Regions from separate parts of the Homo sapiens genome. Here region 2 is linked to region 1. A link is a loop called in an ENCODE intact Hi-C map of the cell type or tissue named here. Cell type or tissue: K562. All regions are shown on one strand. Each heading gives the region's core, and the rest is flanking DNA. Links, peaks and the distances in the headings are about the cores only.

The links. A loop is a pair of places that touch in the nucleus more often than their neighbours do. Peaks named below come from ENCODE experiments on the same cell type or tissue, not always from the same donor. Only the 100,000 strongest peaks of a DNase experiment are listed, where the experiment ranks them.
Region 2: it touches region 1 in a loop (8-fold over the local background); 2 of 110 quality-filtered maps call a loop at or near these places.

What each region holds. Positions count from the first base shown.
Region 1 is chr7:111,325,180-111,333,983 of GRCh38, reverse strand. All of the region lies in intron 3 of IMMP2L (inner mitochondrial membrane peptidase subunit 2), which reads left to right. Among named protein-coding and RNA genes, the nearest start is that of IMMP2L, 230 kb to the left of the region's middle. In K562, for the core only: a CTCF peak has its summit at 4,169; DNase peaks (open chromatin) are centred at 4,143 and 4,463; H3K4me3 peaks cover 184 bases.
Region 2 is chr7:111,435,194-111,443,997 of GRCh38, reverse strand. The region is part of intron 3 of IMMP2L (inner mitochondrial membrane peptidase subunit 2); the gene reads left to right. Among named protein-coding and RNA genes, the nearest start is that of IMMP2L, 120 kb to the left of the region's middle. In K562, for the core only: no CTCF peak of the experiment used is centred there; DNase peaks (open chromatin) are centred at 4,837 and 5,247.

The DNA.
Region 1 (8,804 bases), core at 1,762-6,761:
AGATATACAGGTTGAAGAGTGTATCAGGGTTTTCTAGAGGGAGAGAACTAATAAGTTAGATGTGTATATAAAGCGGAGTTTATTAAGGTGTATTGACTCACATGATCACAAGGTGAGGTCCCACAATAGGCCATCTGCAAGCTGCGGAGCAAGGAAGCCAGTCCGAATTACAAAGGTGAAGAACTTGGAGTCCAATGTTCAAGGGCAGGAAGGACCCAGCACGGGAGAAAGATGTAGGCTGGGAGACTATGCCAGTCTAGTCTTTTCATGTTCTGCCTGCTTTTATTCTGGCTACACTGTCAGCTGATTAATTAGATGGTGCCCACTAAGATTGAGGGTGGGTCTGTCTCTCCTTTGTCTCTCAAATGTTAATCTCCTTTGGTAGCACCCTCACAGACACACCTAGGGAGCTTTGCATCCTTCAATCCAATCAATATTACAATCCACTCAATATTTACCATCACAAGTCGACCCCTTGTCAACTTGAACCCATATACATTTCCTGAAATCATAGTCTTCAAATAAAGACAATAATATCATAATTATGCCTAACATAATAAAACTATCCTTCGTACAACCAGGAATGCACAAATCCCCAACCCAAATGCTATTATGTAAGGTTAACAACACTTAAATGCTGATAGCAAGTCAATGAATCTTATGTCACATTTAAAGGAAAAAGGAAATAAAATGAAGATATTTTCTTGTACAAATATATACATGCACAAACATGTTCTTAACAAAAGAAGGAGGAAATACTCATTACAATTACAGTCCTTGTTTGTGCAACTGGTCACGTGCTGGTATTGATGACTACCTTCTTCTACTACCCATTCTGTATTCCCTTTGCCTTCAGCAAGCACCTCAGCAGGTCTTGTTTTTTTCCTGGTGGAGTGACACAAACCTTCATTCCTGGAGGGTCTGGGCTATTTGTAGCCCTGACTGGATTGGGCTGTTGTAGTTTCCCATTGACCTTAATCAGAGGGCATGGTAATACTAAGAGACACCCTAAGGGATCTCCTGTATTCCAGATATCCCTTACCTCCATTGTGGAGTAGTAGACTGATTTCATTTAATCCAATCAAGTTGACAGTATTAACCATCGCAAGGAGCCTTTTTTAAAAAGTGCTTAAATAATTTCTAGTTTTATTTTAATTTTGGTTAGAAAATATTTCTTATAGCATTACTATTTTATAGAACATACTGATATTTTCCTTATCACCTAATATATGATCAGTTTTTGTGATGCTCCACATGCATTTGAGAGAAAAGTTTATTTTTAGGGTGTAAAGTTTGACATATATTCATAAAATCTACCTTATTAGTTATATTGTAGGTGTTTTTAAATTTTCATTTTACATGTTTATTGATCTGCCTTGTTCTAAGTAGTATGTTAAAATCTCCTATTATTAGTGTTCTTTTTGGGACTTCTGGCATCTCTTATAGTTTTTGTTTTACAAAAAGGTACTATATTATTTGGTACATAGATATTTATATTTAATATGTCTTTATTGTGATTTTGGCTTTAGCGTTAAAACGTGTCCTTCTTTGTTACATTTAATGCTTTTTGGCTTGCATTTGATTTTATATGATTTTCTTTCAGTTGGTAGGTTAAGTGCCTGCACAATTATTGAAAAGACTGATGTTTTGATTTTAATTTTGTCATATTATAAATATTATGCACGCTATATTATATTTGCTTGGCTTCTTTCTCTAGTAACCTTTTTTACTATTCGATTTTTGAAGTTTTTTTTTCTAGGAAGGTTTTATTTTGGTCTAGATGATGTGTTTATACTTATTTCTTTACTAACGTCCTTATTCCCCATTTAAACATTATGACCTTTTAACATCTGGTTATTCGGCTGTTATTGATATTCTTTAGTTCCTGCCTCATGCCTATAAAACAGCCTTTTTGTCTTATTGTTTTTGTGGCATTATTTCTACTTTGAGAAAACAGCACATAATATATAGCATATAGCACATGATGTATTTTCCCGTGTGTCTTATACCTACAAATAAATATATATATGTATACTATTAGTTTTTTTGCTTAACTTTCCCAGTTAATAACAAGTTGGGTTAAGGTCATCTTCTAGTAGATTCCTTAAGAACTCATGGATCCAGAATTCCTTGAATTCTTGCATGTTAAAAACTTTTTTTATAGCTTGGATACTCGAAGGCAGCTTGGCTATATACAAATCCTTGGATTTCCCTTTATTTCCTGGAGCCTTATGGAAATGCTGCCCCATTGGTATCTTGCTTTGAATCTTTTTAAAAATTGTAAATTGATAATTTATAATTGTATAAATTTATGGAGTATAAAGTGATGTATGATCCATGAATACAATGTGGAATAATTAAATCAAGTTAGTTAACAACATATTCAATACCTCAAATACCTTTTTTTGTGGTGAGAACATTTGAATGTTACTCTCTTAGCAATTTTAAGATGTGCAGTACTCTATTATTGACTATAATCATCATGCTGTGCAATAGAACTAAAAAAAGCATATTTCTCCTGAGATTTTATACCCTTTGGTTATCATTTCCCCATTCCTTACTGCCTGAACTGCTTTAACCACCATCCTACTCTCTGCTTCTATGAGTTAGGTTATTGTAGATTTCACATATAAGTGAGAACGTGATATTTGTCTTTGTTTGCCTTATTTATTTCACTTAGCATAATGTTCTCCATTTTCACACATGCTGCTACAAATGACAGAATCCTTCTTTTTAAGGGCTGAATAGAATTTCACTGTGTATATTTACCACATTTTGTTTATCCATTCATCCATTGATGGGCACTTAGGTTGATTCCATAACTTAGCGATGGTGAATAGTGCTGCAATAAACATGGAATGCAGACATTTCTTCAACAAACTGATTTCAAATCTTTTAGGTAAACACCCAGAAGTGGGATTGCTGGGTCATATGCTAATTCTATTTTTAGTTTTTTGAGGAACTTCCATACAGTTTTTCATAATCGATATACTAATATATATTCGCACCAACAGTATACAAGGATTCCCTTTTCTCCACATCCTTGTCAATATTTGTTAACTTTTGTCTTTTTGATAATAGCCATTCTGATAAGTGTAAGATGATATCTCATTGTGGTCTTTAATTTGCATTTCTCTAATGATTAGCGATGTTGAACATTTTTTCATATGTCTGCTGGACATTTGTATGTCTTCTTTTGAGAAATTTTTATTCAGATATCTTGACCATTTTTAAATTGGATTTTTGGTTTTCTTGCTATTGAGTCATTTGAGCTTTATGTACATTTTGTATACTAACCTCTTGTTGGATATGAATCTTATTTTTGATAAATCTATTGCCAGTCTAATTCTTTTACTTGTGTATGTTGTTTGAATTCATTTGCCTGGATTCCCTGAGGATTTTTCCTTTATCTTGAATGTCTACTACTTTTACTAAAATATGTCTCTGAGTTGATTGTTACAAGTTTTTTTTTTCCCCCCACCCCGTGGCTAGTGGGCCCTTTCAGTATATAAGTTGTGGTTGTTTGTGTTTGAATACTTTCTTGGTTAGAATTTCATTATTAGTCATATTTTATTTTAAAAAGTCTTCTTCAGAAATTCCATTTATATATAAATTGTATCTTCTTTTTCCTGTCTTCCATTTCAGCCACTTTCTCTTTGACCCTTTTTACTTTTTTCTCTATTTCATTTTATTCATTTAGTTGATTTTCTACTATTTTTCCAGTGTCTCTTATTGCATTTTCTTTCAAATCTGTTTTTCCTTGGGCATCTTGTAATTTACGTTCCATTTCTGATGTGATTTTGTATTTTTCTTCTCTTTTCTTTCTGTGTTCAATCAATTGGTGTTTTATTTTTTCCTTTTAAAATTTTCTGGTCATTCATTTCTCTACTTAGTTTTTAATTCTTATTTCAAGGTTGTTTTTTAAATCTACCTAATTGCAGAATTTATGGATATTTATTAGTTTTGAGTGTTATGGTTTTCTTCTGTTTTGCCACTGTTCTTGCCAGTGTCTTGCCATTTGTTTGTGTGAGAGGGTGGAATTTTTTATCACCTTAATTGTTTGGGTCCTTATTTTCAATTTTCTTTTTATGCTAGGTTTTTGTTTATCTGTATGTTGGGATGGCTTAACATTTCTAGTTCAAGAGCACCCTCTCCTGTTATTGTAAGCAAAGTATTGTTTCTTTACTGGATGGCATGGTTTTCAAATGGCATATGCCTTCCAATTTTTAAATTTTCTTTTGTTTTATGTAATTCGAAATGTTCTCCCCTTTTTCTCTCTCTAATGTATAGTTTCCAAAGAAACCTCTCCTGTTGTTTTAGCTGTCTTTTCTCTCCAAAGTGACGCCTTTGCAAGGTGGCTTGTCATGTCCCATGTGCGTTTTCAAGTCTCCTTTCTGTTATCAGTGTTCTGAGCTAACTGTTCACTTTTCAGTATATATAGGGCCAAGGGCTGAGTTTCTTTCTGTTTCTAGCAGTGGTTTTAAATCATGGTTCAACCTGCCCTTAACTCCTCTCTGCTCTCGTTTGTGTAGTTTCTCCTGAACTGCTCTTGGTCTCCATGAAGGCTACTGGCAGGAGCACATGAGAGAGGTAGGTAGGTCTTGATGTTTATATTTATATTTACAAGTACTTTGAAGTTTGGAGTTTCCTTGTTTTCTAGTTATGTTGAGATAGGGTGTGTAGTTTTAATTCTTCTCCTTCTCTTTTTTTTCCTCTTCCTGTTTCTGTTTCTTTTCAGGATATTTTGGTACTTTCAAATTTATACCTCTGCCACAGCTTCAGCTGCCTAGAATCCTCTCTATTAATGCATTCTTAATAGCGCTCAACATCCTGCAGCAACTTAAATGTTTCGTATCTTGGCTTATTATGAATTTGAATACTGAATAACATGATTGTACATGAAAGCTTTTCAAAAGATGTGACGATCTTTTAAATTATTGTAGGCTTTATGAGACACCTAGTCTGAGCAGGTTAGGAAAAAGTAGATTCTGAGATCTTACCAAGGTCTTACTAATGTAAAAATCAATGGCTTTTTTTTTCTCTGTGTTATTAATGGTTAGGGTCCCAATGTTTTTTTGTGAGACTAAATAATAAAATAATGATCTTTTTAAGTGTGGTGCATCATTGACTGCTGTCTTTTTATCTGAGAAAACTATGTATGTTTAGTAAGTCCAAGGGCACGTTGAAGTTTCATGTGGAATAGTTACATGGGAATTTGCTGCAGCAATTACTCTGCTGTTTAATGACAAGCAATTATCCACATCACTTCTCAAGCTATACATCTCTCTCTCTTGCCCTTCAGCATTATGAACATCCCACCCATGGGCATGAGCATTTATTCTACACAGTATCCAGCTGTTACCTACTCTAAGACGTAACACACCTCTAGTTTTTATAACTAATTCTAAGCCTTGCTGTATTGGGGCTTGTAAAATATAAACCCTTACTTTTTATAATTGCCATTTACTTTATATTCTTCAAACTTTGTAATGCTTTTAGAATTTGTGGGCCCTGAAATAATTTTTGTACCAATAAGGAGCAAGAAGGGATAGTTGCTTTTCTACTGGGGAAAACTCAGTAACCATGTAAATGCATTTCTAAGTATCATTCTGTGGGCTCCTATTTAGTTCTAGCTGCCATGTATTTCATTGTAATATGTCATAATTGCAGTCATATTGTTTAAATTATTTTTCCTGAATTATATCAGTTTTTGAAACATCTTTAATATTCCTTTGTAACCTGCCACTGGGTGGAAAAGAACCCCAGCTGTATTGACAGTTTTCAAAATAACTTTTAAGAGCTTATAGGAGAATACTCTGAGAGAGCTGTTTTAATGGTGCTGTTTTCAAAAATCGTACAAGTTCTCTGAGTAAGATTGGATCTTTGTAGTTTCATTAGTTCTATTATGACTGAGAGGTCATGTGGTTTTGTAAAAATATTTTTTAGTTTAATGATGAAAAGATGGTGAAATGTGGGTGGTTATGCTGCTTTATAATACTTTATTCTCATATGTATTCTTATATATTATATATCTACTATACGTACCTATTTTCCAAACAGGTGATTCAGGTATGTAGTTAAAACCCTCATTTCCACACTGAAATCAGGAGCCTTTTGACACATAGAAATCTGGAGAATTAAGAATTTCTTGTATTATGTACACTATGTTTTCAGCTTGCATTTCTGACCTTAAGCAATTTATGGCTCTCTTTCTTTCTACTTCTGCATTTATTTTGGCCAAACCACAGGATTTGATGATGACTTTTAAATTATTAATATACCATAAGATTACTTTCTAGCCTCTAACTTATTTCTGAAAATAGTTAAAAATATTTTTCCTTTTCATGCACAAATAGCACATTTGTGAGCTGAATTTTCCTATATTTATTTTTATTTATTAATATATTATGTATTTGCTCATGCCAAGTGCTACAAAAGAAATAGTTCAGTCTTTTGAAGTGTAAGAAGTACATGGATGAATGAATGGTGGGTTACAGTACCTCGCAGGAACAGCTATGATAGAGACATGCAGCAAAGGGAGTTGAGTACATGTTAATGAAATTGTAGAAATTATTTAGTTACAGTGACACTTTTTATATATAATGATCTATGTGAGTGAACACTCATAAAGCAGGTTAAATGAGGCATTCTATTTTGATAATATTTTCTCTTACATGAATTTTAAGAATTATTATCTTGCTTAACTGAAACTTTATACCAGTTGGACAGCAACTTCTCATTTTTCCCTCTCCCAAGCCCCTGACCACCACCATTCCCTTTTTGCCTTTATGAATTAAACTATTTTAGATACTTCATATAAGTAGAATGTATGCAGTATTTGCGCTTCTGTGACTGGCCTATTTCATGTAGCACAGTGTTTTCCAGGTTTATCTATGCTGGCAGGATTCCCCTTTTTCCCCATCCATATGCCAGGATTCCCTTCTTTTTAGAAGCTGAATAATATTCTAGAGTATGTAAATGTACTACGTTTTCCTTATCCTTTCATCTATTGATGGACACTTAGGTTGATTCCATATCTTGGCTATTGTGAATAGTGCTGCAGTGAACATGGGAATACAAATACTTCTTTGAGATCCTGATTTCAGTTATTTTGAAATACCAAAAACCAAAATTTATTTTGGATAATACCTGAAAATGGGATTGCTCCAAGAAATGGTAGTTCTTTTTATAATTTGGGTGGAACCTCCATACTGCTTCCAGAGCTGTTGCATTTCCCACCAACAGTGCATAAGGGTTCCAGTTTTTCCAGTGTTCCCTGTACTTGTTTTTCTTTTGTTGTTGTTTGTTTGGTAACAGCCATCCTAGCAGGTGTGAATTGATATATCCTTGCGGTTTTCATTGCATATTTCTGATGATTAGTGATCTTGACCATCTTTGCATATTCCTATTGGCCATTTTTATGTCTTCTTTGGAGAAATGTTTATGAGAAGTAGGAATCTTAATGAGGAATATGTTAGCAGCTGAAGAAGATTTCTGAATGGAATTGTTTAAGAGACAACTGAGAATTGAGGCATTGTACAGCTTTCACTTATGGAGGGAGAATGCATGCCCATAATTTTGGAATTATTGTAACTTTAATATCTGAGATGGAAAGATATTTCAATTATAATCTTTGGTATTGATCAAAAACTTTTTTGTAGTTTTGAGAAAATTTTAAAAATTTAATCAAATTCATTATTTGCTAAGCATCTTAATTTTTATTTGGCAATCTCAGTCTTATAAATGCATAATTTATATCTCAATTGAGGTATTATGATGAACTAATTGCCTTCAAAATACCTAAAATATATAAAATTCGATTAAGTGTAATTTTCTTTATATCTTTATAGACCTGAAAGTAATAGCAAGTAAAGAGAGCAGAAATTTACTCAGGTTTGGTTTAGGAGATTTTATGAAATCTAACCATAAAAAAATACTGTACATAATTTAAACACAGCATGTTTTACAGTATGCAACTTCAAGCAGTAATAAATTATAAATAGCAATGTTGCTCACAATTCAGTTATAGGCAAAACTACATTATAATTTAAATTAAAATTCCAGAACATTATTACTACAGTAAAATTTCATGAGGGGTTCAACCTCTCTAATAAAGAAATGCAAATGAATCAACTGTGAGATGCCATTTTGATCTACTACACTGATGATGCCAAAAGATAGAATGTAGTATGGAAAAGGGGTCAAGGGAATAGAAGTTATATACTCGTGGTCGGAATGTAAAGTTTCAATATTTTTGAAAGGTATTTAGATGATATATTAAAATTTACATCCTTTGATTCAGGAATTTCACTTCAAGGATTTTTTTGTTAAGGAAATAATCAGAGACACAAATAATTACATGAAGGGCTCGATTACAGAAGGATTTATACTATTAAAACACTAAAAAAACCTAAACTCCAAAAAATAATGGAAAGATTAAAAATATTTTGGTAGGTCCACATGATGATCTTAATATACATTCATTTAAAATTATATTTTGGAATTCATTTACTAATATGGTAAAATATCTATAGCTATATTAAGTGGAAAAAATGGAATTAAAACATTATATTTATTTTGCGCGCTTTCACATTTGTACTTATCTGCATACAAGAAGATTGAAGCAAAATATACCAAATACTGTTATTATTTATAATTTAAAGATAGCTAATCTTTAAAAGGTTCTCATTTTATATACCTTTTTGAACTTTCCAAGATTGCTACCATTAATCAGTGTTATATTAAAAGTTAAACATTATTTTAAAAAGCTCTAAGAATTAGCTCAAAGAATATACAGCTATGAA
Region 2 (8,804 bases), core at 2,397-7,396, 110 kb before region 1:
AAAATCTATTTAAACATTTTTCACCTTTTGAAATTATATACCCTGTGAAGATGCACATACTGTATGCTTTACAGTTCAGTTTTCACATATAATAATGCCACCTAAACTTTTCCTTCCTTCTAATAGATAAAAAATCAAATTCCTTCTTTTTTAACTTTCCACCCCTTTCACTGTGGCTGTAGAGAAAAAAAATTGAAAATACACTAAGTTTAAAGATACTTAGTGATCCCCACATTTAAAAATAGGAAGAAGAATGAGTGGTAGCTGAACATATTTGAATTAATATAATAGTTTCCGATATTTTAATAATTGCACCTTTTCAGTGTTGTGTCAAAACATTTGAAAAAATGGATTCTGAAGTCCTTCTGGGATATTTTGAGGAGAGTTCTGTTCTGTGCAGTCTGGACTGGGAAGAAATGTAAAGCAGCACACTAGGATGTCCCCATATTTAGAACTCTTCAGAGGAGACTTGATAAATGTTTGAGCTCTTTGTGCTTAGCTGCACCAAGCTGCTTCAAGCTTACTAGGCATTCTGGAAATTAAGTTGATTTTGGGTCAAAGAGTGACTGTGATTTTATCCTCCTCTGCATCCTTAACCAGCCCACTCAGTTTTCCTTCTCTTAAGACAGTGGTCGTAGTACTCCAGTTGTCTTTAAAGTAGCAAGTTCCTTTGATAGGCTTGTAAAATAACTTATTGCATTTGAAAATTTGGATTACTGTATTGAACAGAGGTATAAGTAATTAACAGAGAAATTATTGTCTCTGATATATCATGTAGCCATGTGTGAATTACCTTTTTGGAGCTTTATTTTCTCATTTTTAAAATGAAGGGGATTGAATGAGATAACCTTAAAACCTTCATCTTAAAAAACATAAAATCAACCTATGCTATTATGTGTGTGTATTTTTACTAATTTATCTTTGAAGTTTGTGATACATGCTCTGGAAAGAAAAACTCAAATGAAAAATCCTCAGTATGTCTGAAGCGAAGGTGAAACTGAGAGATTCTAGATGGTTGTATGAGGCCTGTGTTCCACTTTGGTGTTATCCCTGTCAACATAGAGGCTTTTTTTCTGTTCTGTTTAAATGGTATTTGTAACTAGGTCCAAACCAGCTCAATTTGGATTTTTTATTCACAGTACTTGCTGTGAAGTGGCAATTAACTATATGGGCAAATTTAATCTTAAAACCACTTACTCTCCTGTGATTTACAAAGGACCTCGTAACAGAGAATTGTAGAAAATTCTATTAGTGTATGTATTTAACATTATAGTATCATGTGCTTTATTAGCTGCATCCAGTACTAGTTTATTTGTACCAGAGTGTTTTTTTTGTTAGTTGTTGTCACATTTGAGGTACCTATACAGACATATTGCGGTTGACACTTCGGCCTTCTCATTAGCACAGACCATTTTCTGAAGGTTTGAGATGTATCTTGTAGCCATCTTTGATATGATGGCTGATTTCAGGGTGATTTCATTCAATATTCTGGCATTGATGAAAGTTTATATAGGGAGCAAAGGGTCATGAAAGGGGTAAAATCCAGTATTTGGAAGGTCTAGAAAATCATTCAACTGTAAATGATGAAGTTCTCAAGTACATGTCTCTATAGCTACTTCCAATGATTGAAATGGCAAATAACCTGGAATAGTTTTTGGCTATAACTTCCTACAGTTCCACTAAGGAAGTAGAACTATACTTAGTGTAGTTACACTGAGACTATTGTGAGATTGATTTGTGGAGCATGGTAAGTGGCTCCCAAAAAGGAATCCCTACTTTGCAGTGAACGCTTAACTGTATGGCTTTGGACATTCCTCTGATAAATATTTCAGACTATATTACCTGCAGAGCTTTTTTTTTTGAGATGGAGTCTCGCTCTGTCAGCAGGCTGGAGTACCACTGGCATGATCTCTGCTCACTGCAATCTCCGCTTCCTGGGTTCAAGCGATTCTCTTGCCTCAGCCTCCTGAGAAGCTGGGATAACAGGCACGCACCACCACACCCAGCTAATTTTTGTATTTTTAGTAGAGACAGGGTTTCACCATGTTGGCCAGGGTGGTCTCGATCTACTGACCTTGTGATCTGCCCGCCTTGGCCTCCCAAAGTGCTGGGATTACAGGTGTGAGCCACAGTGCCCGGACTACTTGCAGAGCTTTTCATGTGAGTTTTACACTGTCTTATTTTCCAGTTAGTTGTATACAAGAACACTTTTTTAAAAAATTGTGTTTCATCTCATTGCACTTTGCAGATACTGTGTTTTCTTTTTTTTTTTTTTTTAACAAGTTGAAGGTTTGTGCCAGCTCTGTGTCAAGGAAGTCCGTTGGGACCATTTTTTCAACACCATGTGCTCACTTCATGTCTCTGTGTTACATTGGTAATTTTCACAATATTTCAAACTTTTTTGTTATTATATCTGCTATGATTATCATAATCAGTGATTTTTGATGTCACCATTGTAACTGTTTTGAGGCACCATGACCCACACTCATATAACATGCCCGACCTAATCAGTAAGTGCTAGGTTCTGACTTGACTTCACCTCCACCGACCTGCAGTTCCTCCATCTCTCTCCCTCCCCTTGGGCTTACCTATTCCCTGAGACACAACAATATTGAAATTCGGCCAATTAATAACCCTACAATGGCAAGTGTGCAAGTAAAAGGAAGAGTTGCATGTCTCTCACTTTAAATCAAAAGCTAGAAATTATTCAGCTTAGTGAGGAGGGCGTGTTGAAAGCCTAGATAGGCTGAAAGGTAGGCCTCTTGTGCTGAACAGTTAGCCAGGTTGTGAATGCAAAGCAAAAGTATTTGAATGAAGTGAAAAATGCTACTCCAGTGAATAAATGGATGATGAGAAAGTGAAATAGCCTTATTGCTGTTATGGAGAAAGTTTTAGTGGTTGGACAGAAGATTAAGCCACAAAATTCTCTTAAGCCAAAGCTTAATGTAGAGCAAGGGCCTGACTTCCTTCAATTCTATGAAGGTTGAGAAAGGTGAGGAAGCTTCAGAAGAAAAGTTTGAAGCTAGCAGAGCTGAGTTCATGAGGCTTAAGGAAAGAAACCACTTTCATAACATGTAAGTACAAAGTGAAGCAGCAAGTGCTGATGTAGAAGCTGCAGCAAGTTACCTAGAAGATCCAGCTAAGATAATTGACAAAGGCGCCTACACTACACAGCAGATTTTTAAGCTAGACGAAACAGCTTTATATAGGAAGAAGATACCATCTAGGAGTTCTCTAGCTACAGAGGAGAGGTCAGTGCATGGCTTCAAAGTTTTGAAGGACAGTCTGACTTTGTTGTTAGGGGCTAATGTAGCTGTTCACTTTAAGTTGAAGCCAATGGTCCTTGACCACTCTGAAAATCCTAGGCCCCTTAAGCATTATGCTGAATATGCTCTGACTGTGCTCTATAAATGGAACAACAAAGCCTAGATGATAGCACATCTGTTCATAGCATAGATTGTGGAATATTTTAGGCTCATTCTTGAGACCTACTGCTCAGAAGCAAAGAATCCTTCCAAAATATTACTGCTCATTGATAATGCACCTGGTCACCCAAGAGCTCTGATGGAGATGTACAAGGCGATCAGTGTTTTCCTGCTTGCTAACAATATCCATCCTGTTGCTCAAGGATCACGGAATAATTTTGGCTTTCTAGTCTTATTACTTAAGAAGTACATTTGTTAGGCTATAGCTGCCATAGATAACGATTCCTCTGATGGATCTAGTCAAATTAAGTTGAAAATTTCCTGAAAAGGATTCACCATTCTAGATGCCATTAAGAACTGATTCATGGGATTTGTGATTCATGATTCATGGGAGGAGGTCAAAATACCAACATGAACAGCAGTTTGGAAGAAGTTGATCCTTTGAGGGTTTTAAGACTTCAGGGGAAGAAGTAACTGCAGATGTGGTGGAAACAGTAAAACAGTTTGAATTAGAAGTGGAGTCAGAAGATTTGATTGAATTGCTACAATCTTGTGATAAATCTTGAACGGATGAGGAGGTGCTTCTTATGGATCAGCAAAGAAAGTAGTTTCTTGAGATGGAATCTATGCCTGGTGAAGATGCTATGAACATTGTTGAAACAACCACAAAGGATTTGGAATATCCCATAAACTTAGGTGGTAAAGCAGTGACAGGGTTTTAAAGGACTGACCCTAATTTTGAAAGAAGTTTTACTGTGGGTAAAATGCAATCAAACAGCAATGCATGCTACAGAGAAATCTTTCATGAAGAGAAGAGCCAATTGATGCAGCAAGCTTCATTGTCTTGTTTTAAGAAATTGCCACAACTACCTCACTCTTCAGCAACCACCACCCTGGTCAGTCAGCAGCCATCAACATTGAGGCAAGACACTTCCACAGCTAAAAGATTACAACTTGCCAAAGGCTCAGATGATCATTAGCATTTTTTTAGCAATGAAGTATTTTAAAAATAAAGTGTGTACTTTTTTTTCCATAATGCAATTGCACATCTAATAGATTACAGTTCAGTGTAAATGTAACTTTTATATACACTGTGAAACCAAAAAATTCGTGTGACTCACTTTATTGAGGTGATCTGGAACTGAACCTATGGTATCTCCACTGGTGTGTGTACCTCTGAGGTCTTTCCTTGATGTAATGTGTGAGTACCAGTTTCCCCTGCCTAGATCTTCAGGACTAGAATTGCAGCTTTGAGAAGGTATGAGAGCACTGGAGGGGAAGCTTGAGACTGGGCCACTAGAATTGTGGAGTAGAGATTGGAAGGGAGGATTGGAAAGAGCCATTTCTGAGAAGCAGAGATGAAGGGATTAGCCGTGGAGTAGATGAGTGAAATAGCTAAGCAAGGATGTAAACTTCAGGGAGAAGCATTTCCAGAGGATAGCTGGATGCTGGGGTATAAGACAGAATGATTTGTAGTAGTATGTCCCTGGTGTAGTCAAGGAAGGGCTGATTCTAACTGCTGGACCCCGGCTTGATTTCACATTGTGTCCACATTCTTTTGTTGCCAAGTAATGTTGTCATTTGCATGCAAAGTTCCTCTGAGGCAAGAAGTGTTTCCTAGTCATTTTTATCCTATTAGTGTCCAGCACATAGTAGACAAAACTTTGTTGAATTTTAGTTCATATTTGTGAAGACCTGTATATTTAAATTCAAGATACTTGACAAATGGAGATTGGAAGTTGTAATTTCTTTTTTAAGAGATTGTGTTAGGGGTGTAGAATGAGAGGGCTGTGTTTAGTAACTGATAGTCTTACTGGTCAACATCTATCTTCTGGGAAGAAGCGTGACTAATCCTACACATTCCTTTCACATTGGCTTTCTCTGCTTTCTTTTGCCTATCAGCTTTGTCCAGATTGTAAACAATAACCTAGAAGAGAAAGGTTTTATATTTCATTATCATTTCTTCTAACAACACAGCTTTGTGTGAATAAGACAATATCAAGTAGATTGTTTACCTTGAATTAAATTTCCCAGGAAACAGTTCTAGCATTTAACTTTGATTAAAAGTGAATTTTTGTTCTCTAGAGGATTGTCAGAAGTTGTTATAAAAAGAGCTATGTTTGGAAACAGTGGGTGTGGGACTCCTGAATATAATAGTAATTTAAACTCAGAGGTTTTTCATAAAAATCTTCTTTTTTTAATAAAAAAGAGATGACAGTTTATAAAAAAATGTAGTTCTATAATTTTAGATGTTTAAGAACATAAAAATGGATTACATTAATGATATATAGATTTACAGTATTCTTTGAGACTGTCAGCATGTTATTTTAAAAATAATTGATATGTGTCTAATAGTAAACAATTTAGTATTTTTGGTGAAAAATACTTTAAAAATTTACTGCTATTATAATTCATTCATATTGGCCTTTAATAGGTAACTCCGTTGAGTTGGTTTCTGCCTCAGAAATATTTTGCTGTTATAGATTTCATGGAATAGCAAAGAGCAAATAATTTGTACATGCTTGTGTAACATAATGTTAAAGAATATTTAGGAATTGAAAATGTTGAGGAACAGCTTTTCCTGGCATGCATGCCTAGAGAGGGTTTGCATCACCACTAGGGAGGACACAGAACTGTTAAGATCTCTGGCGTTTTATTACATGTCTGATAATTATTTGTTCACAGCCAGACCTACCATATTCAGTTCTGCAGGTTGTGCACTGCATAACTGTAATGATATTCACATGTGTAAAACCTACACATTTGTATGTAGTGACTCTGGGTTTTGAACAAGATAAAAAAATTTCTTAAGGAGTTTACATTCCAGTGGGCCAGACAGATAATCAATAAATAAGATAGGAATATATCAGATAAAAATAGATACCATACATTGTAAGGTGAAAGCGGCCAGATGGCTGGTTTAGAAGAAATAGTAAAATGAAAAGAACTGGTAATTTAAAAAATAAAATCTTTTATAAATGGTATAATTAAAATTATTTTACATATATTTCTAGACGTTATCGTTTTTGCGTTTTGTTGCTAAAGATAGTCTGACACAGTTATTTGTTTTCACTTTGGGTTTTTAAAAACTGTGATAGCAGTGGGATGCATTAATTTATTTTTTTTGAGATGTAGTTTCGCTCTTGTTGCCCAGTCTGTGGGGCAATGGGCGTGATCTCGGCTCAGTGCAACCTCTGTCTCCCGGGTTCAAGCGATTCTCTTGCCTCAGCCTCCTGAGTAGCTGGGATTACAGGCATGTGGCATGTTGCCTGGTTAATTTTGTATTTTTAGTAGAGATGGGGTTTTTCCACGTTGGTCAGGCTGGTCTCGAACTCATGACCTCAGGTGATCCACCCGCCTTGGCCTCCCAAAGTGCTGGGATTACAGGCACGAGCCACCGTGTCTGGCTGTGGATGTATTTTTTTAAAGATATATTTTGACTGATTTTCATTAAAAAAGAATAAGTGCGTTATATACAGTTTGGATGTTTGTCTGCTCCAAATCTCATGTTGAAATATAACCCCCAATGATGAAGGTAGGGGAGGTGGTTGGGTCATGGGGGCGGATCCCTAATGAAAAGCTTATTGCGTTCCTCATGATAATGAGTGAGTTCTTGCTCTAAGTTCATGCAAAATCTGTTTGTCTAAAAGAGTGTGGCACCTCTCCACTCTTGCTTGCTCTCTTGCCATACCTGCACCCCCTTCACCTTCTGCCATGACTGGAAACTTCCTCAGGCCCTCACCAGGAGCAGATGCTAGCAATCTGCTTCCTGTACAGCCTGTAGAACTGTAAGCCAAAATAAACCTCTTCTTTATAAATTACCCAGTCTGAGGTATTGCTTTATAGCAGTGCAAACAGATTAACACAGTGCAGTTTTGTCTAATGACCTAATGTTAGATTCTTTGAGTTTAACTTAGTGACAGTATTACAAGTATAATAAAATATTTAGGGCTTAAAAATTTTTGGGTTACTTTATTTTGATTTTTTACATAATGAGAAAAAATGTTTAAAAAGTATTCATATATGTGTGGGGTGTGTGTGTGTGTGTGTATGTGTGTGTGTAAGAAAAAAAGACTTGGGAGACAAGTCCGTACTGTCTTACTTAAGAATACATTTTTATGTAAGTTTTCTAGTTTATGAAATATTATGCTGAGAAATTTTGTTTTTGTATTTATACATTGTTTGGTTAAAAGTATACCTTTTTAGAGTGTAGTGTATTTCCTTCCAGCCCAATGTCATTTTTTTTTGTAAACAAAGCTTTTCCATGTTGCCTGTTGGTTTTTATGTTTAATATCCTAATGGATTTTAAATAGAGGGCCAAGTGGATATGACATAATTTATGTAATAAATCCTTTATTTTAATATTTTTTGCTTTTTCTGGAGTCTTACTGGACAGGTTCTCCTGTCCAGCCTCCGCCATTGGACTGCCCAGTACATATGTTCCCTTAATAAACTCTGTTGTCTCTTTTACTAATTCTGGGTCTCTTCTTTGGCCTCTCAAACATAGTGCCATCTAATTGAAGTCCACAGAGGTCTGGCAGGACACCTGGTATGCATGGCAATAAGTTGAAGAAAATCCCATGAGTGCCAAGATGATGGGATTGGGAGAGAGGAAGTATGCGGAGGAAATTCTAGGCTGGCTGTCTACATCTATAGGGGGTCTGATAGCTGCTATCCTTGATGAATGGGGCCCACTGCAGGAGTATAGGGATGCCCCCAAAACACTGAAGGGTCTGGAAGAACTGTTGCCCGGGGTGGATCTAACTAAATGAAAGTGAGATGCCCAAGCTGTGGCAGCTGTGATTGGCTGGCTGCTTCTATAATTTGTAGCTCATAGTTTTTTTTCCTGTATTTTGGGATATTAAAATCGCTTGTCCAATTGTGAATTTCTTTAAAAATATATTTAGTGGGGACAAGTGCAGGTTTCTTACATGTGTATATTACATAGTGGTGTAGTCTTGGCATTTAGTGTGCCCATCACCTGAATAGTGAACATTGCACCCAATAGGTAATTTTTAAACCCTTACCCACCTCCCACCCTCCCACCTTTTGGAGTCTGCAGTGTCCATTGTTCCACTCTGTATGTCCATGTGTACTCATTGTTTAGCCTCCATTTATAAGTGAGAATATGAAGTATTTGACTTTGTGAGTTATTTTACTAAGGTAATGGCCTCCAGTTCTATCCATGTTGCTGCCAAGGACATTATTTCATTCTTTTTTATGACTGCATAGTATTCTAAGTTGTATATATACCACATTTTCTTTATGAAATCCTCCATTGATGGACATTTAGGTTGATTCCATACCTTTGCTATTGTGACTAGTGCAGTGATAAAGATATAATTTCAAGCATCTTTTTAATATGATGATTTCTTCCCT